Regions from separate parts of the Homo sapiens genome. Here regions 1, 3 and 4 are each linked to region 2. The links are chromatin contacts, found by Hi-C or POLR2A ChIA-PET in ENCODE. All regions are on one chromosome and are shown on one strand. Each heading gives the region's core, a stretch centred on a gene start or an enhancer-like site at or near the end of the contact. The rest is flanking DNA. Distances are from core to core; before and after follow the strand shown.

What was found. Hi-C counts contacts between places; a loop is a spot of excess contacts on that map. ChIA-PET counts read pairs that join two places held with the same protein, here RNA polymerase II (POLR2A). Pooled maps may share reads with other maps.
Region 1: a loop to region 2 is called in a pooled map of heart left ventricle, with 6 times the contacts of the local background. The contact joins the enhancer-like site here to the promoter of TCF4 in region 2. A Hi-C loop is called at or near these places in 5 of 50 pooled maps. POLR2A ChIA-PET finds 5 or more read pairs at or near these places in 2 of 52 experiments (activated B cell and activated CD4-positive, alpha-beta T cell).
Region 3: a loop to region 2 is called in a pooled map, with 4 times the contacts of the local background. The contact joins the enhancer-like site here to the promoter of TCF4 in region 2. A Hi-C loop is called at or near these places in 1 of 168 maps with a recorded cell type or tissue (heart right ventricle) and 4 of 50 pooled maps. POLR2A ChIA-PET finds 5 or more read pairs at or near these places in 2 of 52 experiments (OCI-LY7 and endothelial cell of umbilical vein).
Region 4: a map of endothelial cell of umbilical vein shows a loop between it and region 2 (15-fold over the local background). The contact joins the enhancer-like site here to the promoter of TCF4 in region 2. A Hi-C loop is called at or near these places in 3 of 168 maps with a recorded cell type or tissue (IMR-90, endothelial cell of umbilical vein and heart left ventricle) and 3 of 50 pooled maps. POLR2A ChIA-PET finds 5 or more read pairs at or near these places in 2 of 52 experiments (AG04450 and OCI-LY7).

What each region holds. Positions count from the first base shown.
Region 1 is chr18:55,109,402-55,115,667 of GRCh38, forward strand. The region is part of intron 2 of LINC01929 (long intergenic non-protein coding RNA 1929); the gene reads right to left. Among named protein-coding and RNA genes, the nearest start is that of LINC01929, 12 kb to the right of the region's middle. Within about 2 kb of position 1,295, at least 2 of the 41 ENCODE cell types and tissues checked have a DNase peak (open chromatin) inside an H3K27ac peak, as active enhancers do.
Region 2 is chr18:55,585,609-55,591,636 of GRCh38, forward strand. It overlaps TCF4 (transcription factor 4), which reads right to left and starts at 2,584. Exons shown (of 20, transcript NM_001083962.2): 1 at 2,430-2,584; 2 at 1,437-1,528. The coding sequence starts at 1,508. LOC105372126 (a long non-coding RNA gene) reads left to right here and starts at 4,291. Exons shown (of 3, transcript XR_935479.3): 1 at 4,291-4,367. RefSeq lists an enhancer at 4,169-4,398.
Region 3 is chr18:55,984,019-55,990,642 of GRCh38, forward strand. No RefSeq gene overlaps it. Among named protein-coding and RNA genes, the nearest start is that of LINC03092, 8.9 kb to the right of the region's middle. Within about 2 kb of position 4,854, at least 3 of the 41 ENCODE cell types and tissues checked have a DNase peak (open chromatin) inside an H3K27ac peak, as active enhancers do; they include endothelial cell of umbilical vein, where a contact is called at or near this core.
Region 4 is chr18:56,080,142-56,086,177 of GRCh38, forward strand. The region is part of intron 3 of LINC03069 (long intergenic non-protein coding RNA 3069); the gene reads right to left. The region is part of intron 2 of LINC01905 (long intergenic non-protein coding RNA 1905); the gene reads left to right. It overlaps LINC01539 (long intergenic non-protein coding RNA 1539), which reads right to left. Exons shown (of 9, transcript NR_040026.1): 8 at 5,064-5,248; 9 at 3,215-3,809. Among named protein-coding and RNA genes, the nearest start is that of LINC01905, 41 kb to the left of the region's middle. Within about 2 kb of position 3,015, at least 7 of the 41 ENCODE cell types and tissues checked have a DNase peak (open chromatin) inside an H3K27ac peak, as active enhancers do; they include endothelial cell of umbilical vein and heart left ventricle, where a contact is called at or near this core.

The DNA of each region.
Region 1 (6,266 bases), core at 45-2,544, 480 kb before region 2:
CCTATGGGAGGGTATGGGGATTCTAGCCATGTGAGATAGCCCATATTTTCCATCTTGTGTCATGCCAGCACTCAGCAGTTTTTATCCCAGTCTTAGTATAGCCCTGAAATCATGGGAGAATATGAATACAGTGAAGTTCAGATGGAGGGTGGCTCAGAGTAGGTTCCCTGGACTAGAGTCCAGCAACTAAAATCCAACTAGTCAGGCCAATGGCAAATGGGCAGCTCCTGGGCACCACGCAGGTTGCTACAAAGAACTCAGATTGAGTTTAGGAGCTACTCAGAGGAACCTGGAACACAACACTGCATCAGCCTGGAGAACACTTTCAAATGCTGAGAGCTTTCCTTACTCCAAGGGCATGTTTGTGAGCTATACTATCCAACCCCCAACCCCTCATACTTGGAGAGATGTAAATCTGAATGACACTTAAGCTCTTTCTCTCTCGTGGATATAGACTGAGATCTTCTATGGGCAAATCATTTTCTAAAGAGGTATGTCATTTCATAGTTTCTTCCTAGATTTGAGGGGATGATGCTATCAATTGTCCCTTAGCCTTTAGAAGAGAGTAGCCTAAGTTGAAGAGTTGCTTTTGTCATGCTAACCAACAGCCAAAGCAGCAGGAATTGTGTGATTGAGGGGAACTTCAGGCAGCCCAGGAGGTGCAGGAGTTTATATTCTCTCTCTGTGGCCTACTCAAAGGACTTTCTGATACATACACCTCCAGGGGAGTGGATAGAGTTTATCACATAAACTCCTCTAGGGAGGATTACTTAGGTAAGACTGGAAACTCAGAGGATCTGAGTAGGGCCAAAAGCCAGAAACTGGTACTCTGAATTATAATCCAGATGTCCAGTGGGAAATGCAGCTTGGGAGAGACCTGCACAAAAGTCCTCCAGCATTTTTGTAGTTTTTGGATCGTTTACTTTAACAAGCTCTTCCCCCACTGCACTCCCACCTCTACCTTTGTTTGTTCAACCTTTCCTATATTGACTTTAAATTAAAAATAAATTTTACAAAACATAACACAATAGAGATTCGATGGCTAAGTGATCACACAGCATTTGCCCCAAAGAATGAAACAATTAAAATCCCATCAGTCTTGATAACGTTTTGTACCGTGATGCTAGACTTCCTGTTGCTTTGACCTCTCTCCTTCCGGCATCCTGTCCGGGGACAGAAATGACACCACAAACGTTTCCTGTGCCTGTCCTCTCCACTTCTGACCCCTCACTACATCCTCTCTCCATCTATTTGGAGAGCAATGATTTGGTTCCTTTGGAATTCCTCCCAGTTCATATATTTGATGACACTTGTTGCTAATTTGGGATGCCGACAATGCAGGCAAAAGCCCGGGCTGAGCTCATACCAGCCTTTAGCCTCCTACGCCACTAGCATACTGGCAAATTGGAAATGCAATATTCTTAGCTATTTTTGGTCATAATTTGTTGTGGGATCCCTTCTCACTGCAGTCTTCCTGAGTATCCTGGATATCTGAAATAAATTAATATCTTAAACTCTTTTAGATACTTTTTCTGTGCCCACTCATTTTGAAAACACCTCTTGAAGTATCATAAATCAGTGTCCTGCTGTGCAACTGTGGGAAGGGTCCTCTGGACAGAGGCTGAGGTCAAGGACTCCAAGTCTGGGACCAAGGAGCTACCATCTTGCTATTTGCCCTGGTGCCATAGGAGCCTTCCTTTTCTTCCCCAAGCATCTCATGTCTGTAGAATTAAGATGTCAGCCCATAGCATAACAGCCAATGGCCAGCCATGCTTAATGCTGTGGTCTGCAGAGCATTCAGTACATTGTTGCCAGCCAGAAGATATTAAATACAAGTCATGACCATACTACCATAGAATAATAATTAAAAGAAGATGAGTTCTGTTGCCTTCATGGTACTCTCCTCCCCATAATTTAGCAGCTGATGGGATTGGGAAGCCAGGCCAGGTACAGAAATGGGGCCCCAGGTGCTGTCTGCATACCTTCCCTGCACCAGGAGGCCTTGGTTCTGAGCCCTGTGCTGTCTGCCTGCTGGCCAGCTGCCTGTGGACACCCACAGATGCCCCCCTGCTGCTCCAGACACACCACTGGAATCTATTCCCAAACAGCACATGTTGGGTTCACATTTTCATCCTCTTCCTTCTTAAGATGAAATCTCCCATTTTTTCCTCTACTGAGAGACCCTACTAACTTACTTTATCTGAATCCACACCTGAACATGATCACTTACCTTTCAGAAGCCAAAAATTAATTACTGGCCTTGCCCAAATCTGCATATCCAGAGCCTAGAAATGCTAGAAGTATTTTGCAAAGTGCCTGGCACAGAGAAGGCATTGACTATGTGGCTTACTGAAGGGAGGGAAGAGACAGAGACAGGAGAGGGAGTAGGAAAGAGGGAGTGAGAAACATTCTAAAACCCAGAGACATTCTAATGTTAAGCCTTCCTTGGGTCATTCCAAGCCTTTCAAAGAGACCTACATCTAAGAGAAAACTATGATTTTACCACCTTATGTGGTTATGTGCTTTTATGACTATCAAAGATATGGAGATGCCAGGAAGAACAGATTGACAATAGCAGCAACAAAAGCAGTACCTAAGAGTTATGAGAACTTTTTGGGAGGCACTTTGAAATCTTTGACACGTGTGGACTCATTGAATTTCCAAAACAATGTCATGGATATAGTGAGTAATACTGTTATAGCTATTTGATAGATGAGCAGATGGAATTTAGAGAGATTGAGTAACGTAAAAGTTAGGAAGTTGGAGGGGGTGGTGTTGAATTAGATGTCACATCTACTTAGGGGTTTCTTTAGGTCTTCTCTGAAGGTTCTATGACCCTTCTCCATGGTTCCAAGTTCTCAGAATGTGAAGAAGGCAGGCTCAGTGTCATCTTTTCCTGCTGTCTTAACTTGAATGCTTTATGATTTGATACCCTGAATCCTCTTTGCAACTCTACTTCGGTTGGGATCTCCTGGTGCCCAGCATACCTGTCTCCCTAATCCCACAGCCTCCTGAAACAGCCACGTTCCTTCCCTGTATTGCCTCCTCGTCTTTCAGTGGGGGGTGACAACAATTCAGGCTCTTTCAGTTGGGTGCCATCAAGGCTTTTGTGAGTTGCTGCTATGGAGACAAAGCACAGGTACCGTTTCCATTTGCCACCAATTGCTATTAAAAGACAGGCACGGGATGGGAGCCCAAGATGTTCAGTGAATCAACCTGGAACTTACCCCTTTTTGAAAATTCTAATAGAGGGTAATTCAAGCATGTTTGTTGGTGAGCCATCTGCCTCAGGGACCAAGCACAGGTTAGATAATTAAACTCAACCTGTTCCTGCATGGCTGTCTGACTTACCATTTACCTCATTTCAGACTACTCGCCTCCAAAAACCCACTCTCCAAACTGGTTAACTCATTGTTCCCCCAAAACACCTGTCCTCCCTTCTTATTTTTACTCATGCCATCCCATCCACCTGGAATGCCCTTACTTTACTCTCCCTTTCCAGATCCTTATCATTTTCTTCACAATATGTTCCCCAATCACCTTGCTCACAATGATCAGTCTCTCCCTTGGATTCCAATAGTAACGAATTCTATATAATTTGTCTGGTAATTAATCACATGCTGCCTTACAACATTCTACTCTTACCTTAAACTGTTATTTAAATCTTTAATTTTAACATAACTGTTTCCATATGTTTGTCTTATTTCCTTAATTGGAATATAAGATCTTCAAAGGCAGGAGATATATTATACAATTGTATCCCCTTTAGTACTTGGTATGGGGCTGATTGTTCATCTTTTTTTTTTTTTCCTTTTTTTTGGCAAGTGGACAGCCAAAATTATAAAATTTCAGCCAATTACTTTGGTAATAATAGATCAATAATAGTCAAACATGTATGAATGAGTGGAGAACGTGAGACACTTTCTAACCCAGAGAACTGAGGAATGAGCAGGAACAAGAGGACTTTTAGGAGTCCACTGGCCATATCTCTTTCAGGAAGCTTTCAGTCTGCTTCCTTTCTTCCAAAGGAAGACATATAATTCTAGAAAAATGCCTCCATAATTCTTCGTTTGTCTCTCTTTTTCTCTTCCCCATCCCTTCCACCTTGCAACATGCATACTTTATTTCTTCTCTTTTTCTTTCCTCTTGAGTACTCATAAAGACACGTCCTAATGCTTTTACTGTGGCTGTGACATCTTCCTTTGCTACTCAAGGCCAGGGAGTTTGAACCCTCATTGCACAAAGAAATAATTAAAAAGACCTTAATGAAATTAGTATATGTGGTAGGCAGCCTCTGTGATGACCCTCAAGGACCCCAGACTCCTAATATACACACCTCTGTAGAGTCACATTCCTCGAGTGTGGGCTGGAACCAGTGACATGTTTTTAACAAGTGGAAAATAGCAAATGTGATAGTATGGCACTTTCCAGATAAGGTTCCAAAGAAACTTTGGTTTCTGTCTTGCCTGCCTTCCCCGCCTCCTTTCTCTGAGCCTTCCCTCTAGGGGAAGTTCCTCTAGGGAACAACAACTCATATGTTGTGAACAGCCCTGGGAAGAGACCCATGAGGCAAGGAACTGCCAGTCCAAGGGCCCCGAGGTCAGCTGTGGGAATGAGCTGGGAAGTAGATTCACCCCAGTTGAGTCCTCACGGCCCTGGCCAACACTTCATGGTAGACCCTGAGCCAGAGAACTGAACTACGCCACCGAGATTCCTGACCCACTCTAGCTGTGAGATTGAAAACATTAGATGTTTTAAGCCACCAAATTTTCAGGTAATTTGGTATGCAATTAGATAACTAATACAGTATTTAATTATGGTTAACCATTCAGAAAACAGGCAGGATCATCTGAATGCCTCTAATGATGTTTATAACATTTTCCTTTTGTAAGCTTGAAAAACATAGATGGTTCATTTCAGACAGAATAATTGAGTTGATACTAAGTGGTTGGTCCACTTGCTCCATGTTCTATTGTCCGTCTTTGATCACAGTGAGTCTGGCTGATGATTAGCAATAGATCCAGAGCTGGGCCAAGATTTCACAGCTAGATAGATGTCTGATAAACTAAACAGTGTGGGACAAGTCACTTAGCCTGCTGTAATTCTCAAGATGATCAGGGAAAAACTGGTATCCTCAGTGGCTTAGTCTCCAAAGTTCAGCAAAGTTCTAGTAATTACTCAGGAAAGAACTAAGCTTTTGCTTCACTATTTGAGATTGTACCTTCCCTAGTCAGGATAAATCTCACTTGTTTAATGGACAAACTGGGATCAGCAAACCATAGCTCATAGGCCAAATCTACACCACTGCCTGTTTTTGTAAATAAGGTTTTATTGGGACATGGCCACACCCATTTTTAGATATGCCTGTCGCTGCCTTTGTACAGCAAGGACAAAGTTGAGAAGCTGCAACAGAGTCAGTGAAAGCCACAAAGCCTAAATTTTTTATCATCTGACCCTTTGCAGAAAAAAAATGTGTTAGCCCCTGCTCTAAGACAGTGAATTGCAAACTGTATTTGAAGGAGCACTGTTTCTACCAAATGGCATTAAATGTTACACGGGAAAACAATAGATAGGTTCCAAATGTTGGGAAATACCAGGTCATACAAAGTTAAACAAGTTGTTTGCTGCAGAATTTCTCTGAGCTCTTACTAAAGCTCCAAGAGGAGGATATGGAATGCTGCATGTTTTACAATTTTTTGGACCATAAAGCTCTTCATTTCAGAGAGCATCCCAAGAGACTAGTGTCCAATTTCCTGGGAAATGCTATTCTAGTGCTATGAGAGCAGCAGTTTTCAAAGCATTGACTTTGCAAGATATGGAGTAGACATAAGCATCACCAATTTTTGACTTTTAAAAACATCCACAACACTTGGAAAATACACAAGGAAACGGCCTTACTAATCGTGAGCTCAGTATACAACGGACATTTGGAAAGTCAGATAAATATAAACATAAAGTTGCTTGCTAGTAGCAGGCTCTGTTTTTGCAGAGCCAGACACGCTCAAAAAAAAATCCTAAAGTTGAAAGGAGAACAACCTGATATTTTACTTCAGTAGGTCTCAAATTTTCTACCACAGAGCCGCCATATTTCATGCCATGAGGTCTCTGCCTGGGAAGAAAGAAGGTCTAGGTTTTAACAGCCAATTTGGAAAAAAATATGGGTTTTACTACTAAAATTTACTAGTCCAACCTTTGTTCCAGAAATCAGGAACACACTTCTAGAGCGCCAAAAAGATAATGGTCACAGGTAGCCAGCCATGGACCAA
Region 2 (6,028 bases), core at 1,334-3,833:
CAAACACAGTCCCCATAATGTTATCAAGATTCAGGTTGGAGGCCAGCAGCCTCTCTAGAAAAACACTAGTTTCACCAAGGAGAAGAAAAAAGTTGTTTTGTTTTATATTGAAAACCTTGGCCATAAACGTGGCAATGTCCATTTCCATCTCGTATAGGATTTGCCTGTCATATGTGAACCCAAATAAAAATAAAAGTGCCACCTGCACTAAATTCTCATTTCGTCTCTAACAGGAGAGCAATTTGAAGCAAGACTCTCTCTCTCTCTCACTCTCACTCTCTCTTTCACTCCCTCTCTCTCCAGCATTTATTTCGACCCTAATTGGTTTCCCTCTTCTTCGACGTATCTAGTGGATAATGCACACCTTCCCTGAGTCAGAGCCTGCAAAAAGCAAAGGAACGAATGGAGAAAGTGCAACAAGCAGAAAGGGGGCTGCAAAGCTGCCTGCCTAGGGCTACGTTTCCTGGCAAAACTTCCGAAAGCCATTTCTCCAAAAGAAGGTCTAGAAGAGGAGGAGGAGGAGGAGAAGGAGGAGGAGGAGGAGGAGCAGCAGCAGCAGCAGCAGCAGCAGCAGCAGCAGCAGCAGCAGCAGCAGCAGCAGCAGCAGCAGCAGCAGCAGCATGAAAGAGCCCCACTTGGAAGGCGGTTTGGATTTTATTTGTGTGTTTTGTGGATTCTTTTTATTTTGCTTTACAAATGCATCTTACACCAAACTCATCTGGCATTAAAAATGAATTCATTCTCCTGACATGTCTGGGACTTGGTTTAGGAAAAGGAAGCAAAGGGATGGAGAAGGACCAAGTACAGCCGTAAAACTCCACAAGTGTGTCAAGTTCCGCTTTGTGCTGATCCTACGACTACGAAATTTACCAAAACAGTCCAAAAGGTTCTAAAGAATGTATGCTCAGCATATCCATACTAGTTTTAAGAATCCTAGGAAAAGATGTAACTAGGAGGTAAGATGTAAGGAACAGGTCCTACCAATCCAAAGCATCATTAGCTTAAAACTTTAAAGAGACAACTGGGTCTCCTATTTTCTATTTTCCATTTCCAAAAACAATAAATAAAACGAAGAGTAGTGTGCAAAGTATTAGTAGTCTCAGTGTTCAGACATGGCCAAGTTTTAGGGGTGGTTTAGTTTTAGGGGTGTCTATTTTTGCTTTCCACTGGGGTGAGATTCCATTATTTGGGGTAATCAGTGGGTAGGGAATTGAAGGCCAGTAATAAAACTCAAAAAAAAAAAAAAGCCTGAATCTTCCATCACACCACAAAATTATAGTTAAAAACTTGTCAAAAAGACCTTCATATTTACCAAGGATTCAGCCAATTAAAAATTATTACTGTCCTTTAGATTCCTACTGGTTTCTAGCTGAAGTGTTTGGGTTTTTGTTTTGTTTTTTTCACAGCTGTTGTTAGTTTCCACCGTTCTTTCTTACCGCACTGAAATCCAGTAAATCACTCAGCTCTTTGTCCGTCCCTAAGGCAGCCATTCGCTGTTGGTGATGCATTTTAGCAAAATCACACAAACCTAGAAACATGGAAATAACCGCAATCAGAAAATCCAGTCCCAATCCTTGGAGAAAACACAATCGGATTTTTGGAGACTGGGGGGTTGGGGGTGGGGACGTGGGGGCGGGTGGGATTAAGGTGGAAAGGAGGAAGGGATGGGAGACTTGTTGTTGGGTTGGGTTTGGTTTTGTTTTTTTAAGATGGAATAGGCAGCAATAGCAAAAAAAAAAAAAAAAAAAAAAAAAAAAAAAAAAAAAGCGATATTGTATTTCCAAAGAGACGATCAAACTGGTAACATCCACTATAAAACCAAATCAGGGAAAGAAAAAAAAAAAGCCGCTCTTCAGCGCATCATTTTATGCAACAGGAGGTAGAGCGAGAAATGAATGGATCACAGAGAAAAGAGAAACTACTGAGAACGATCCGATCTCAACTTTCCCCCCACCCTGCACCCCACCCCCCTCGCACACTCACACTCGCACACGCACACACACTCGCACACACCACTCCCCTCCGCTTTTCAAAGTAGCTATCAAGAAATTAAAGATGAGCGTCTCTGGAGTGAAAACACGTCCAAAGGGGGAGGGGTGGGGTGACAGGGTTGGGGGGAGCGGAGTGGAGGGTCGGGTCCTCTAATTGTCCAGCACCCTAATTTGTGAAAGAAAGGGGTTATAAAAATTAAAGTCAGGCCCCTGGCAAAGTCCTCGGTCCCTCCGAGGGGGCATCAAGGGGAGGGGCGGGGGGGCTGGCGGCGAGGGGGAGGGAAGCGGCGGGAGGGGAAGGGGTGTCTCTTCTGGGAGCGCCGGGCGCCGGGAGCCCGCGGCGCGGGAGGCGCGGAGCCGCGTGCGGGGCCGCCGAGCCCGAACCCCGCGCCGCCGGGCGCCTCCGCCCCGCCGAGCCCCGCAGGCGCCGGTACCTACCGCCCGCGCGCGAGAAGGGGCTCTCCGTGCACCGCCGGCGCCGAGGCGGCGTTCATGTCTAACCGCCGCCGCCACCGCCGCCGCCTGCTCCTGCGCCCGCTCCCGCGCCTGCTGCCTCCCCGCCGCCGCCGCCGCCGCCGCCACTACAGATCCGCAGACACACAGCCAAGATCCCTGACTCTTAACACCAACTCTCTTCTCCGGGGAGGGGAGGGGACGGAGGGAAGGGGGGAGGGGGAAACACGCCGAGGCGCACGGAATTGCAAGTTCAGCAAAGAAATGGGTGGGGGGGCTCCGGCGGGGAGACGCGACTTGCTCCGGGTCGGGCAGGCTAGGATGCATCCCCCTCGCACCCACCCCGAGGGGAAAAAAAAAAAATCTCAACACCTCCCCCGCCTCGCCAAAAAATACAAACGAAAATTCATCGAGCACCTCATTTTTCCTCAGATCGTCAGTTACAATCTGAAGCCTGAACAGTTCAGTTTTTGCCCGTTGCATCCCTCGGAGGCACTTTGAAATTTATTCGAGTTTACATCCCCTCACTTCTTTCTTTCTCTTACTCTCGTTCCCTCTCACTCACACATCCACACACGGCAAAGCAAGTTTATACTAGGCTGCAAATACACGTGATGCAAAAAGACTTTGCCAAGAGGAACAATATTTTTCTTTTTCGTCTATAAATCAAGCCACATTTTCCTGGGGAGATTTTCGTTTCGGTAGTTTTGCGTTGGGGGCGAAATCTGAATTGCATACTTTCTTTCCCCTCCCTTTTAAGTCACAGAATAGTATAACTGCAAACTTCGAAAAAAAAAAAGGGCAATTTTTGGGGGTGGATGTTGTTTTGTTTTTGCACTTGAGTTCCTAGGCACGCTAAGTCCCTGTTCGCCAGCACTGTAAGTTTTTAATTCAACATTTACCATTATAGGCCCTGCATGCTCTTAAAACATACTTTTTCACATCACTTTTTAGGATAAAATTTAAGCTTCATAATTCTATCGTTTCGTAATAACAAGCGTGCTTTATCCGGTATATGCAACATAAGCTATTTTAACGTGTGTTTGAAAAAAAAAACACACATTCTACAAATCCTGGTATTGCTAGATGTGCGAGTACATACACAAAATGCATGCACACACTTTTTCCCATTGGCAATTATTTAATAGGTTGTCCCTTTTGTTTTAATAAAACATCGGGATCGACATTTTAAAAATTAAATTCAATTACAAACAGTTTACTCTGACGGCAAATTGAAACGTTACCTTAAATGGCCACAAATATTCTCACAATATTCCAAGGAAAGAGACTTTAAAAAGAGAGACAAAAATCTTCTGCAAGTACTTAGTATCTCACATGTGTATCCCCAAAAAGTATTTTAACTGGTACTCAGTCCTGCTCCAGGGATATCCACAGATTACAAGATTATGCACCTGGCTCTGGTTTTTGCATTTTCCACCATAAAACTGCAACAAAATTCCCTCCCCCAAAAAAGAAATCATTAAAAAAAAATCCAACAACTTTTTCTTATTGTTTATAAAAAAAAAAATGAACACAGGATAGTTATAATTTTTCCTCAAACAATTCTTGTTGGTGATTTTTTTTCTTCTCTCATAAAGTCTTAAACTTGTTCCAAGTTTAGAGGTGTCTCATCATCATCATCCTCCTCCTCATCATCATCACCATGGACTCCCCCGTGGAGTCACATTGATAATAATAGGTTTCCCTGAAAGATACATTGTAATCCATTCACATCCGGGAACTGCGGGCTTATAAAGAGAAGGAGCTGCGGCCGCGGCTGCTCCTCCAGACAATGACTGGGAAGGGGCGGGGCGGGAGCAGGCGACCATAGAGTGGTAAACAGAGCGCCTAGAGAGGCGGCCAAGATGGCGGTGCTGGTCGACCACGCCTCCTCCGGGAGCGGAGGCGGGTGGCTGTTCTCGGGTAGGCGTCGCGCGTGGGGCGGCACTGTGGGAGTTCCCGAGGCCGAGGTCGTTCGCAGGCCCCATTTCCCTGCGCTCTTATTCGTGTTGCCGCTTCTTGGCCGTCCTTGCTCTTTGACACAAAAGTGTAGTTTCGGCACAAATTTACAAATTAAACTCCACAGACTTCCGCAGGGAAGTGAGATACCCCCAGGTCTCCCTGAGGAAGGCTCGGGAAAGACTGGGCCGGCCTCACTCACAGTAAGCCTGACCCTGGGTTCTCCCACTGTGTGGAGCCAGATTTCTCAGCGAGCCTTGGGCGGCATGGGAAAAGGCCTCTGGGCCAAGTTGGTCCTAGGCTGGAAGAGGGATGTGGGTCCTCTCCTCCAACTCCCCCACCCTATCTTCTTATAGAGCGCTGGAAGTGTGTGAACTTTCCAAGTCCAAAAAGTCTTCACTTGGCGAAGACCTTCATCTATTGCTTTGTAGACTCAAATGTAGTTTGTGCCATAAGCCACGACTGACTCAACCCATTTCTGGCCAAGCAGTTACCTTCTGTAGCCTGTTTTCTGGTCTGTGTAAAGCAAATAACGCCCACTTTACGAATTTTATAGTGGATACAGATAAAGATGAAGCCACCACGAAAGAAATAATTCCTTTTCATCTCTTAATTCCTTGCTAAATCAACTGATACCGCTAACCTAGCCAATGGAATTTTAAATGGAAATTTCCCTACTCCAAAACAATAGCTTTTAGTCTTTGCAACAGAAAAGCAAGTAATAATAATGACAGATAACACATGTGTTTACTATATGCTAAACAGTGTTCCTATAACTTCACAAATACTGGCTACTTTAAGCCTAAGAATAACCCTATGGAGTATGTATTACTACTGTAATTTGTATATTGGGCAACAGAAGCAAGTAAAATTGAGTAGCTTGACCCAAGGAAGAAGTTTTGTAAGTGGTACAAACTTAACTAAGTCACACAACTATATTGAGTGACAGAGCCCACCTTTGAAACCAGACAGTCTGTGATAACAGTCCACATTCAACCATATTCCTATATACCATCTGGCAGTGGGAACATCCTAATCTCCATTTGCTGATAAAAGTTTGTGGCAGTAACAGAGTTCAGATCAATTTCGGCGATCTTTTACTTACATGTAAGTTTTTACAGAACAAGAATTAAGGCATTTATTGGTTGTTTCCTGTACATTCACACATGGTGAAGATTCCTGTCTTCCATCCCCATTCGGTGTTCTCATCTCAAAATAATATCTTACATTTAGACATTACTTTTTGCTGCATTATCACAAGCATCATCCCCAATTCTCAGAGTTAACCCCTACAGGTTCTGCTTAGATGATGTAATGAAAAGATCACAAACGTTGGGTTAGGAGAAATTCCACTGGCTCTACCTCTAGTCATTCTTTGAACTAAGGCCCAATGTCAATGTCTTTTGCTGTAAAATCCAGAGGTTAGATTAGATAATCCAATAAAACCCCTTCTAGCTTTTAGGTTTTTAAGACTCCTCATTCCGCTGAATTTCTTTTTTTGTTTGTTTGTTTTGTTTTGTTTTGAGATGGAGTTTCACTCTTGTTGCCCAGGCTGGAGTGCAATGGCACGATCTTGGCTCACTGCAACCTCCACCTCCCAGGTTCAAGCGATTCTCCTGCCTCAG
Region 3 (6,624 bases), core at 3,604-6,103, 400 kb after region 2:
TATTGTTTTATAAGCACTTCACTATATCTTATATGAATGTTCTTAAAAACATGATTATTCTGTGGTGTGCTAGAAATAGCGTGCACTAGTTAACAAGAGCCAGTTGTGTTCGTGGCTCTTCAAATCCACATTGAATGACTTTACTTTGATTGGTAGCTTGAAATTGACCATGGTGGGAGTATTTACACCATGAAAGTTCTTCTACCGGTACCATGCTGTTTTGGTTACTGTAGTTCTGAAGTATAGTTTGAAGTTGGGTAGCATGATACCTCCAGCTTTGTTCTTTTTGCTTCAGATTGCCTTGGCTATTTGGATTCATTTTTGGTTCCATATGAATTTTTAAATAGTTTTTTCTAGTTCTTTGAAGAATGCCAGTGGTAGTTTAATGAGAATAGCATTGAATCTATAAATTGCTTTGGACAGTATGGCCATTTTCACAATATTGATTCTTCCTATCTATGAGCATGGAATGTTTTTCCATTTGTTTGTGTCATCTCTATTTCTTTGAGCAGTGGTTTGTAGTTCTCCTTGTAGACTGGGTAAAGAAAATGTGGTACATACACACCATGGAATACTATGCAGCTGTAAAAAAGAATGAGGTTAAGTCCTTCACAGGGACATGGATGGAGGTACAGGCCCATTATCCTTAGCAAACTAACCCAAGAAACCAGTAAAACCCAGAAAACCAAATACCGTATGTTCTCACTTGTAAGTGAGAGCTAAATGATGAGAACATATGGACCTAAAGAGGGAAACAGCACACACTGGGGCCTACCAGAGGGTGGATGGTGGGAGGAAGGAGAGGATCAGGAAAAATAACTAATGGATACTAGGCTTAATACCTGGGTGATAAAATAATCTGTACAACAAACCCCCATGACACACATTTAGCTATGTAAGAAACCCGAAGTCCTGCACATGTACTCCTGAACTTAAAAGTTAAAAAAAGAATTATTAAGAGTTGATTATCAAGAATCAGGATGATATTGCTTTAGACATAAGATTCTTACCATAACAAGCAGGATTCTTCTGCTTGGATAAAATACAGCAACATACTTATTTTGGGAGCTGAGACATTGTTTATGTACTAGACTGTGAGTTCCTCTAGAACACAGATCACATCTTAATGATGTATTCTTTTTGTGCCCTCCTGTCCCTACTACCCAGTGTAGTGTCTGAAAGATGATAAAATGTTTATTAAATGAATCAATGAGTGAGTAAATTAATGACTGTTATGATCCTTGAATAGGTTATACAAACTAAAATGATACTGCTTTGCAGCACCTCTGCAGATGCATCTGGAGGCAGAGTTCTCACTAAAACCTTTCCAAGAGCTGTTTCAATTATCCCTTCAAGCTTTACTTAAATAATAATTGTTGAATAAAGTAAGAGGCTCGGTGCACCTTTTTCCTAAAAAACAAACAAACAAAAAAACCAATTTAACTGGTAAAAAAAATACAGAGCAATCATTTAAAATGTCTGTCTGAAAATTGTCCTAAGGGCAGAAAGATTAATTTTAAAAAATCTACTAAATCTCAGTAAAAGCTGTGACAGTCTATGGCATCTGAGCTATGATCCAGTCCATTACCTCCACCTTAGCTCAATGTTACAGAAGCTTTGCCCTAGGCATAAACAGCCAAGTAGACAGGGGTTCCTTCTCCCTCCATCTCCAAGTCTGGGCTATGGTTTGATTCAGGAAAGGACAGGCTGTTGGCATTTCTCTCCCTCCAGCCTCACATGTAGAAGCTTGATTCCAAGTAGGTGCACCCAAGACAGCTAGCTTTCCTGATTTCAAAACTTACTACAATGCTACAGTAATCAAGACAGCACCACATTTCATAGGAATAGACATATAGATGAATGCAATAGGAATTGTGAGTTCAGAAATAAACCCTTATATTTCTGATGAATTGATTTTTGACAAAAGTGCCAAGAAAATTCAGTGTGGAGAGAACAGTTTTTTTTTTTTCATCAAATGATTCAGCAAGTACTGAATAACCACAAGCAAAGGAATGAAGTTGACCCCTAACTCACATTATTAAAAAATTCATTTAAAATGCATTACCAACCTAAATGTAAGAGTTAAAACTATAAAAATTTTACAAGAAAACATAAGGCATAATTCTCTGTGATTTTAATTTAGACACAACTCCAAAAATACAAGGAAGAAAAGATGAAATAGAGTGAACATCACAAAAGTTAAAAACATTTGTGCTGCAAATGATACCAGCAAGAAAGTAAAAGAATGGTGCACAGAATGGGGGAAAATATTTACAAAACACATGGGATAAAGGACTTGTATCTAGAATATGTAAAGGACTCTTACCACTTATTAATAAAAAGTTCAAAATCCAATTTAAAAATGGGCAAAGGATTTGAATGAAAATGTATCCAAAGAAGACACACAAATGATCTATAAGCATATGAGTATATGCTCAACATCATTACTCATTAGGGAAATGCAAATCAAAACCGCAATGAGATCCCATCTCACACCCACTGATGGCTAAAGTTAAAAAAGGGCTCTAGTTTCTGGATGTTCGTAATGGAAATGAGCACCCTGCAATCTGGGGCTGATTTTGAGAATGTTCTTTTGGGACAGTTTAATATGAAGGTAGAGATGTGAAGTGAACATAGCAGAAAGCAGCCAGATGAGATGGAGATTCTAAACCTTCTTCTGGAATGCCCAGCATGTCTGAGTCAAAAGACTTTTGGATGACTTGAAGGATACTGGACCCTGACAGTGGCCCCAGCACTGAGAGTGGAGAGTCGCCCAGTTGATGCTTGGACCTATGACTAATGGAGAAAGGACAGTACACATTGGGGCATCTGTAACAAATGGTTTGTAGACCACTAACAAATTAGATGTTTGTAGAAGTAGCAAATACAACATGTGATTGAGGATTAAATAGACTCTTCCACAGGTCAGTGAGGAATCAGTGAAAATGAAATCTCCATGGAATGGTAGCTATAGGCAATTCCAAGGAAGAACGATGGACTCTCATCACAGAATTCTCTATTATTAAAACAACTGGGTAATATCTTAAAACATTACCTAATTTATTTTCATCCTGTTAATTTCTACTGCCCAATGGCCTTTCACATTTGAGACTGAGGCACGCATCCCTTAGGTGGGAGGAAGTGTCCATGGCCAACTGAATATCATGAAGATAATCAAGATTTTGCTTTCAAAAGAAACCTTTATAAAGTGAGTATGTAGAGACAAAGATCAATAAAATTCTGCTTTTCAATTTCAAGAGCCAGATACTTAAGAAGAAAAAAGGTGTCCTGGGTTCAAAAATGTTGTCATGTAAAAAGTCAAACTTGTGAGTACTCAGAACATAGATTATGTATCACATTGAATTTTCTCAAATTTTTTTTCTTGCAATTGTTGACATGGCCATATAATTTTCTCTTTTATTCAGTGTTGAGGTGAATTATATTAATTGATTTTTGAATGTTAAAAAAACCCTTTACATTTCTGGGATACATTCAATATAGTCATGATACATTATCCATCTTATATTTTGCATTAAAGAGACTTGTCTGTAATTTTACTGTATTATAATATCCTTGTCAGGTTTTAGTATCCAAGTTATACTAGCCTCAAAGTGAGCTGAAAAAAATGCTATTTGTTTTTCCATACTGTAGAAGAGTTTCTAGAACTATGATATTACATCTTTGTGAATGCTTAGAGGTGTTGACCAGTGAAGCCATGCGGACCTGAAATTTTCTTTGCAAGGAGATTTTAAATTATGGATTTTTTTTTTTTTTGGTTTGACTTTTCTATTTCCTCGTTTTCAATTTTGGTGAGTTGTAATTTTCAGTAAATTTTTATTACTTTATTTTACTTTATTTGAATTTAATTTTAAATTCTTTTCCTAAATTATTGAGTGTGAGGGACGTCATTGGTTTTCAGGTTTCTCATTTTCTAATGTATACATTTTAAGGCTATAAATTTCCCTCTAAACATGGCATTACCTGCATGTCACAAGTTTTTGAGATGTGCCATATTAATGATATTTCAGTTTGATTTTTATTTTTTCTTCTTTGACTTACTCATATTCAAAATGTTATTGCTTAATTTCTAAACATTTTGGAAATTTTCTAGTTATTGTCCTACTTTTTCCTTCTAGCTGAATTCTACTGTGGTCATAGAACACACTCTGTCTGATGAAGGGAATAAAGATCTCTGCTCTGGAGCCAATTAAACTCCTCAGATAGGACACACCTAAACCCAAATGAGAAAGGACAAGTGAAGACATAAAAAGGCACAAAATCCCAAGAGCTATTCCCCCATTCCCTGGGACAGCACCCCCACCCCCACTCAATCCAGTCCTGCTCTTCTAGATATCCTTAGATAAGTGCTTGGGGAGCGAGGATAAAAAGAACAAAAATATCATCAACCCCATTCTGTCCTACACGGATGCATTAACTTCTTACTTTCAAAAAATGAATATTATTAGCAATACATCTATATGTTTCTGCTGTCTCATTCGCTGTTTACCAAATCTATTTGCCCTCTCTGGTCCTGTTTCTTCCACAAGGACAAGGTGAGTGACATAGTATATAGGGCCATCACTCATAAGATAACTTCTCCTTTTTTAAGGGGCTTGTGACAGAGCACAACCACCCTGTGCTGAAATGTATGCAGTCCATAGACCAGGTGCTACACAGCGTATAAAAAGTGAAAGAGTCCTGTGATCCAAGAGTGTTTTTTTGATCCTGGATACACTTCTGCTATGGCAACAACCCTAAAGACATGGCTTAAGGCTAATCCTGGGCTGTGATCTCATACTTTTTTCCATGTTTTATTTATAAACATTTCAGGAAGACAGTTGACGACAGGGTCATGTGCAGGAGGAAGACTGTTGTGCAAGCAGACTCAGAAACAGGAAAGACTAATTAAAGTTCAGTAGCCTTTCCCAGGTGTATGTTTTCTGGACCTCAGGCATAAAAAGCTGGACCAGTTGCCTCCTTTTCCCAAAGAAATCAAGGAAAAATAAATGTGCCAATGACATCTACAAGGCTTACTAGAAGCAGAAAAAAAGACAAACTTTCTCTGATAGGGTCATGTAGAAAACCAACCTAAACAAGAATCACTAGTATAAGGGCACTTTTTAACCCAACTAATATGGAAAATTGTATAGCTTTTTTGATACTGTATATCATAAATTTGAAATATATATTTTTAAATGCCTTGAGTTCAACTCAGTTTTTTAGTTACTTCCATTTAAATAATTTTGGAACTTTTACATAATTTTATGTAACAGCCTCATAAAAATTCCCAATTTTGAGATATCTGATTATATCTTAACCAGCAGCCTACAGTTACACTGTTATATAATGATCCTTTCAATTCTACAGATAATGCGTTATCTGTAGATAATACATTATATTCTTTGTTAGTTTAAAAATAAGCTAGCAAAATGTTTAAAAATGCAAAGAAAAAAATCACACAATCTTTTTTATATCCTTTAAAAAATAAAACCATATTTTATATAGTTGCCATCATACTGTAATTGTAATTGTGTCTTTTTTCACTTAGCATTATGTAATAAACATTTCCTTAATGCCATAATGTTTTATAATTATCATTCCAATAATTCTATAATATTTCATCTAATAGAAATCATCTAAGTGAATAATTTTTATATTACTAGACATTATTTTATAGTTTTAAAATAAACAGTGCACTAATGAATATTTTAAATAAATACCTTTAGATTATTTTTTAACAAGAAATTCCCACAAGTAGAGTTGTTGGGTCAAAAGGCATGGATATAACTCTTGACACACATGGCGAAAAATTTTGGTGATAGATAGCCAACATCAATTTTTGTCTTCTTACTAGGAGTACCCTTTTTCTATCCCAGGTGTCTATCATTTTCTATTCAGCCACATACTTCAAGGAAACGTGGACTCATCTTCAAGCACAATGGTTAGAAAAAGCCCACCATGGTAATTCCATTCCCACTATCAGTGATTGGCTTAGAAAAGAGAATATGACTTAATTTTATTTAATAATTGGTGAATGAAAATTTGCCGGGGTGATTTCAGGGGATGGTTTCTTAGATGTTAAAAACAGATTTAAGGATAAGACCACCCTTTTTAAAATTTCTGTTATTGGTGGATAAGGATGTGATGCCTAGAACTATAGCAGTCACCGTGTGATGTTGAAGAGAACTAGCTCACAAGCACATGACACAGAAGAAAGACAGAAAGAAACTCAGTCCTTGTAACCTGTTGAACCACTAAATTAACGCCCTTACATTTCTCTCCTTCTGGAATCCTTATCATGTGAAATTACAGGGTTTTTGTTGTTGTTGTTGTGTAAGTGAATTGAATTGGACTTTCTATTATGTGTAATGAAAACTTCCAAAATTATTAATCATATTGTGCAATTAGTTCCCAAAGGGTGGCAGCAATTCTCCTATCAGCAATGTGTTGATGTATGTTTCATAGCAATACACACACACACACACACACACACACACACATATATATATATAAACATCCACATATATACATAAACATATATAAACTGATGGGATATGTATATTTAAGATTTGCTAAGTTAAGTTGGTTAAATTTAAAATGTTATCTTTCATTATTTCTTCTGCA
Region 4 (6,036 bases), core at 1,765-4,264, 490 kb after region 2:
CAACACTCAACACATCTCTGGGCAGATCTTAACTAAAGCTTTAAAGATAGAAGTGAATGGTTTCAGCACAGCTCAGAATAGGAAACATTGACAACTGAATATTAATCACCACTACTCTTAAAAGCCCCTCAGTTATCCACTCCACCTGGATGTCTGCATGGCTGTCTTTTCTTTCTAGGCTTCTTGCCAGCCTCTTGCCAAGTTGCTCAGCCCTCTCCAACCACCAGTGAGGCATCAGTGACCAGTTCCCAAAGTCCAGTTAACTTTTTATGTAGTGCAGCTTAGCTCTCTCTCTCTCTCTTTTTTCATCCTATCTTTTAAGATAGCAGGGGCATCGTTTACAAAAAAAAAAAAAAAAAAAAAAAAAAAAGCATATCAGAATATTTTCCTAAACAAAAAGCTATCTCCTCTGAGATCAATATTTTCACTTCTCTGCCAGGCAAAAGTAATGGAAAGTCAGTGTTTTGTTTGAAATAGTAAATATTTCCTGAATTTGTCATTTTTAAAGTTTTTTTCACTTGAGATTTCCAGAATCATGGAAGTTAAACTTATCTCCTCAGTAGCCTTCTCTCTGGTAATAGAATACCCTCAGGACTATTCATTCCATCTACTTCCAGAAGCCATCACCAAAAATTAACTTCTCACCTTCTCGGAATGCCACATTTTAATGAACATTAACAATGGCATAACGTTTGTTCCGTCTTAAACATATTCAGTAACTTATTAATGCATACCGGACACTTGAGTGCAGACTTTTTTTCACATCATAAACATTGATTATAAGAAAAGCTTGAATTATCACCAAACTTTGAGCTTACCAGTTAGTCTCCATCTGTTATTGTTATTTAGGCTTTAGGACAAGAAGTTCAGCAATGTATATGTTGGGTCTACCAAGTCTTCAATCTTAAACTGCTTATTTTTTCCTCATTTTCTGCTTTCTAGATGATCCAGCTCCTCCATTGTCTTTCATGTGAAGTTTTGTCTTGTAACTAATCCCACAGCCCTTTTTCCTTGAAATTGAATGCCCTATCTGCCTATATGCAGTTACTACCATTCTACTCCAGATTTTACAATGCCTCTGCTATGTGATATCCTGGCTCCACAAACAAATTATACAATTTTTATTGGTGGGAGGCAAGTCTCACATTTATTTATGAATCCATCCTGGTGCCTACCCCTGTGCTAAGCACCATAGAAAATACTCAGCAAACACTGTTGAACATTTAAATAAAATAAAGAATTGCTAAAAGTCTTTTTACCATGTAAGAGTTCAATATAGAAGCTTAAAGCAGGAAGAAACTTAGACCTCCCTCTTATGCCAAGTAGAGAATTTGATTAACTTGGTCATTAGTCAATGAATATTGAGCTCTATTGGCAAACAGCTGTCTGTTAAGCACTATGGGAGACACATATGGTAGATAAAGCAAGTTCTTGCTCTCATGAAAGTTAAGATTTCTATTAAACATTTTCCTTTTGCTTCATTGAAAAGACATTTAATTTGTCATACATTTATAAGATATGGGTCAGGAAACACCAACACATTTAAACTCAGGTAACTATATGGTAAACAAAGGTGGAAAAAAGAGGTAGCTTCCATTGAAACATCTAATAATTACTAGCTCTTTCAAGGCTAAAAACAGTTTGTCTCCATGAAGTCACTTTAATCTAGTCCAATTGTTAGACAAAAACATTTTACAATGCAGACATTTTTGGAAGGCAATTGACCATGTATAAAAAACATCTGTATTTTTCAAGCAAGATAGTGGAGTGTTAAATTTTCTGTTGAGGTCAGCTCTCCAGCAGTGTATTTGATGATTTCATTGACATCCTGCTGCAGTTTCTTTTAAGGACTGGTAATTTGAAGTTTTTGGTTTCTCTTTTTAAATTTTCATCACTTCTGTTAGAGACAAAAATATGGGTTCCCCTTACAAGTGATTGTTTAAAAATGTGAAAGTCAAACAAACAATTAGTGTCCTACCAGATTGTCAATACTAATGGTTATGAGAATTGGAATGGTGACCCCAGGACAAGCAGTCTTTTTGGAAACATTTGCAGTGATGGCCTGGAAAATGTGAGGTTAAGAGAATATGAGAGGTAATCTTCTATGGCAGGAGAGCCTGCTTGGAATCTTCCTAAAAAAATAAGCAAAATCAAAGGCCAATCCTGTAAAATTTCCAAAACCCTTCACTGGAGTGGAATATTGCAATCATGAAGAAAGTCGCAGTAGAGAAAAAAAACAAACAAACATAAAGCATCAAATCTTATCCAACTTTTTGACAGCTAATCACAGCCATGTTAAATGTTACTGGGACTAAGAGCTTGAATGGTGTCATTAATGTTTTGGCCTATGAAATGTTGGCAGATAATTTATGTATTTCATGTGTAATGAAGCAAACCATCATACCACCCTACCTAAGGACGTTCTTCTATGAAATCACCTAAGAATTAGATGCAGACGACGCCAAGGCTTTCTGGATACTGGCAGAATCAAGTTTTTTTCTATGCAATGTCTGTCCTCCCAGTCTTGCCCCACAGTAAACACTTCAGCCTCACTTAGGTATAAGCCAGTCAGGGTTAATCCAACTATCCCAAGGAGGGCACAGTAAAAAAATGCCTCATTTGCCAACTTCTGCCCTCATTTGGTTTATTTTGAGCACTTCATTAAAAATAAAATGTATTATCACCTCTTCATTTATCTTCCCTATCCAGAAGGTTTGGCTGAAAGATTGATCTGATTCCAGATACTAAGGAAGTATCACTTTGCAGCCAATCACTCTGGGTTTTCTGGTATCCTAACCCAATGCTTTTAATAGAGATGTGTTTTCCAATGCAGACTCTCCAAATGCTATTTCCTACCAGTGTGCAGAGAGAGGCAATGCTGACAATATTTCTACTCATCTTTTAAGTTACTGGAAGGTGATTCTATAGCATATGGCTGTTAAGTTTAACAAAAGTAGGGGGAGGAGGAGAAAGGCCTGGCCATGAACATTCAGGAAGCTGGACCAGCGCCACCTGAAGGAGCCAGGAGGCCAGGAGGCCGGATGTGCACAGATCCCTGGGAGGAAAAAGAAGCCAGAACAGCTTAAATGGTCAAAGAATCAAATGTAAAGTGAGCTGCAAGGGTCAGATCTGGATGGAAGCCCAAATTCTGAGTCTCCGCATCCGTCCGGGGATAAACTTGGCTCCCAATCAGGGCTGACAATTAGGCCGTACAGTTAATATTTTTACAGCTGTTTTATTAATAACACATACAGTGCATCCAGCCAGGATTTGTTGGAGACACCTCAGGAAAACGAATGATGTAAATAACAGATGGATGTAGAATATCCCTACAAACAGGCATAAAGATATTCCCTTCTTGTTTAAAAAGAATTTAAATAGACAGATTGTAGATAAACAGGCAGACAGAAAGGGGGAGAGAGAGGATTTATGATATTTGAGGTGGTGGTTGCATGCGTTCACATGGCGAAAGACATGGACGTAAACATATACACTCTCTACATGGGAGGAGATGCTCAAAGCTTTGGCTTCTGGAAAAAAAAAATGTTTCATAGTGCAAGGGCTGAGCACCACAGCCTGGGGGCCCACAGAAGCAGGTATGCTGATGTGGCTCCTCAAATAGCTCCTCTGATACGTGGTTCAAGTCCGGAGACAACTTGCATGGCTTGTCCAGGCATGCCTGAGCCCAGCCTTGACCCCCAGGCTGTCCTGGGGCATCCTTTCCTCTTTCTCCTTGTCAATATGCCATTTGAAGACCCAGTGCACTCTTTTCAATTTTGCATCAGAACTAGGAGCAGTGGTATTTCAATCTGAAAAGAGAAATTAAAAATTCAGGATCTTCATGTCTTTTGTTTTCACTCCTACTATTTTTTTTTTTTGTACTGCTTTTTCATGTGCCTGCTGCACTGTGCTCCTACCATACTTTGCAACCAGATGGCTCAGGAACGAAGAACAAAGGCCACTAAAAAGTGGGCGGGGAGAAAAGGAGAAAGAAGCAGAGGACTGAAAGTCAAGGCGAAATCAGAGATGGGAGCAAAGCTCAATTGCTTTAATCACTGATACATTTTGGTTGAATTATGAACCTAGAACAGACACTCTTCCCAGTGATCCTGTATGTGTGCTGTGTGTGCATTGTGGTGTGTGTGCCTGTACCACACGCAGCCACATCTCCAGTCTTTTATTTCACTGGTAGGCATTAAAGCCAGAATGTATTCTTTGATGTATCTCTGTGTTCCCTGACATGTGTCAAAAGTGGCATGAGATGTCTTTTTCCAGAGAGAGAATGGTTGAGCTCAGATCTGGGCACTGAGAATGAGCCCATCTGCCTGGGAAGAAAGTGTGGTTGATTCAGAAGGGCTCAGGAGTTGTATGACCTGCCATTTCACAGTGGGTGACCTCGGTCGAGTCACATCCCTTCTCTCCTTAGTTTCCTCCTCCAGAAATATCTACCCCAAGGGATGCTGGGAGTGTTAAATAGAATAACATGTTATAAACTGGGAAGCACTGTATGAAAAGATTGTGATTATTCTGGAGTATTGCAACTTCTTGCAAAATTTTACAAGTGGCTAAGAGTTGTCTTCGATGCTTTTCTGTGACCCTCCCGACTGTATTTCATGCTTTACTTAGACCCCCAACCAAGCTTGTCTCTCCAGATCATGCTGTACACTGTGAATCTTACCCATGGTTCCCAATTGAACTTACTGTTTGTGTATCATTGGAATTTTATTCAATTATAGAATGACCTAATTGTCATTTAGGCGATTAATTATTTTGCTCGTGAACCATAGAAAGGTTTAATTTTTAATCAGGAATTTCTGCAGTCCCAAAGCCTTCAAGCAAAAGGAATGACTATCTAATGGTGAAATTTCACATAGATCAATGGGACTCAATAACTTTAGAAAGAAAATATTTGTTTTACTTCTAGTCAAGAATACACACAGAAGCCTATTCTGACTCCTGATAAAGTTAAGCCAGCATCCATGCATTAAAGGGGGTATGAGCTAAGAAAGAAGAAAGACTTCATGTGGGGTTCATGAGCGCTTCTGCTGAAACCTTACTTGTACCTTTACATCCTCCAATTGAGCTGAAATTTTCTTCTCACTGCAGTGTGCATAGCTACACTCTTCTTTTCAGCCTCAGACAGTGTGGGGATACTTGTGAAAATGACACTGCTTGATATTTTCATTTTAAATGAAGCCACGTGTACAGATTATGCCTTCTCTGATACTCGTGAGGACTCTGGAAGACACTGAGGGAAATTTGATTTACAGATGAGTAAAATGAAATGCAAAGAGATAAAACGACCCCCTTATCTCCCCGGGCTAGGCAGGCTTTTGAAATGCACAATGCACCTTCCCCTAGTCAAGAGGAAGAGAAATGATTGGTCATCCTCCTTCACATGGAAATTCAGGCAAAAGACCTGCGCCCATCTGTACCAGAGGCCCAGTTACTAACTGATGCTCACAATCTCACGTGTTTGGCAGCAAATCATAAGAAAAATTAAAGACTTGGGAGTCAGCCTGTAAGTTTCAAATCTTGGCTCTCCTGCTAACTCTATGTTCTGAACCTCTCCAAGATTGCTTAATTTCCTCAGTCTTTGTAAAACAGCATCATGATTACCTAACACATAGGGTTGTTGGGAGTGTTCAATGAGATGATGCATGGAAAGCAATTGACACGGTGCCTGGAAACGTAGTAAGTGCTAAAAAATGTTACATGAGAGTATTATCATTACGGCTCAGTGAGCAGGTCCCTTCTATCTTTGGGAATCATAGAATATTAGAGCTGGACAGAAACTTAAGAGGGGTGTTTTTTAAGCCTCTTGACCAAAATCTTTATTAAGAAAAACACTTTATTGTATAACCTAGTACAGAAAAATATATTACTTGCCAGCAAAATGGAAAGTTAATGTTTTTCAGAAATTGTTAAAAACTGGGGCTTGTTTGTGATTGCTTCCGGCATTTACCTCTTTATATTTTTTTCATTTTTAAAAGTTAATAAGCATGTTATAGAGGAACAAAACAATTTCAATACACA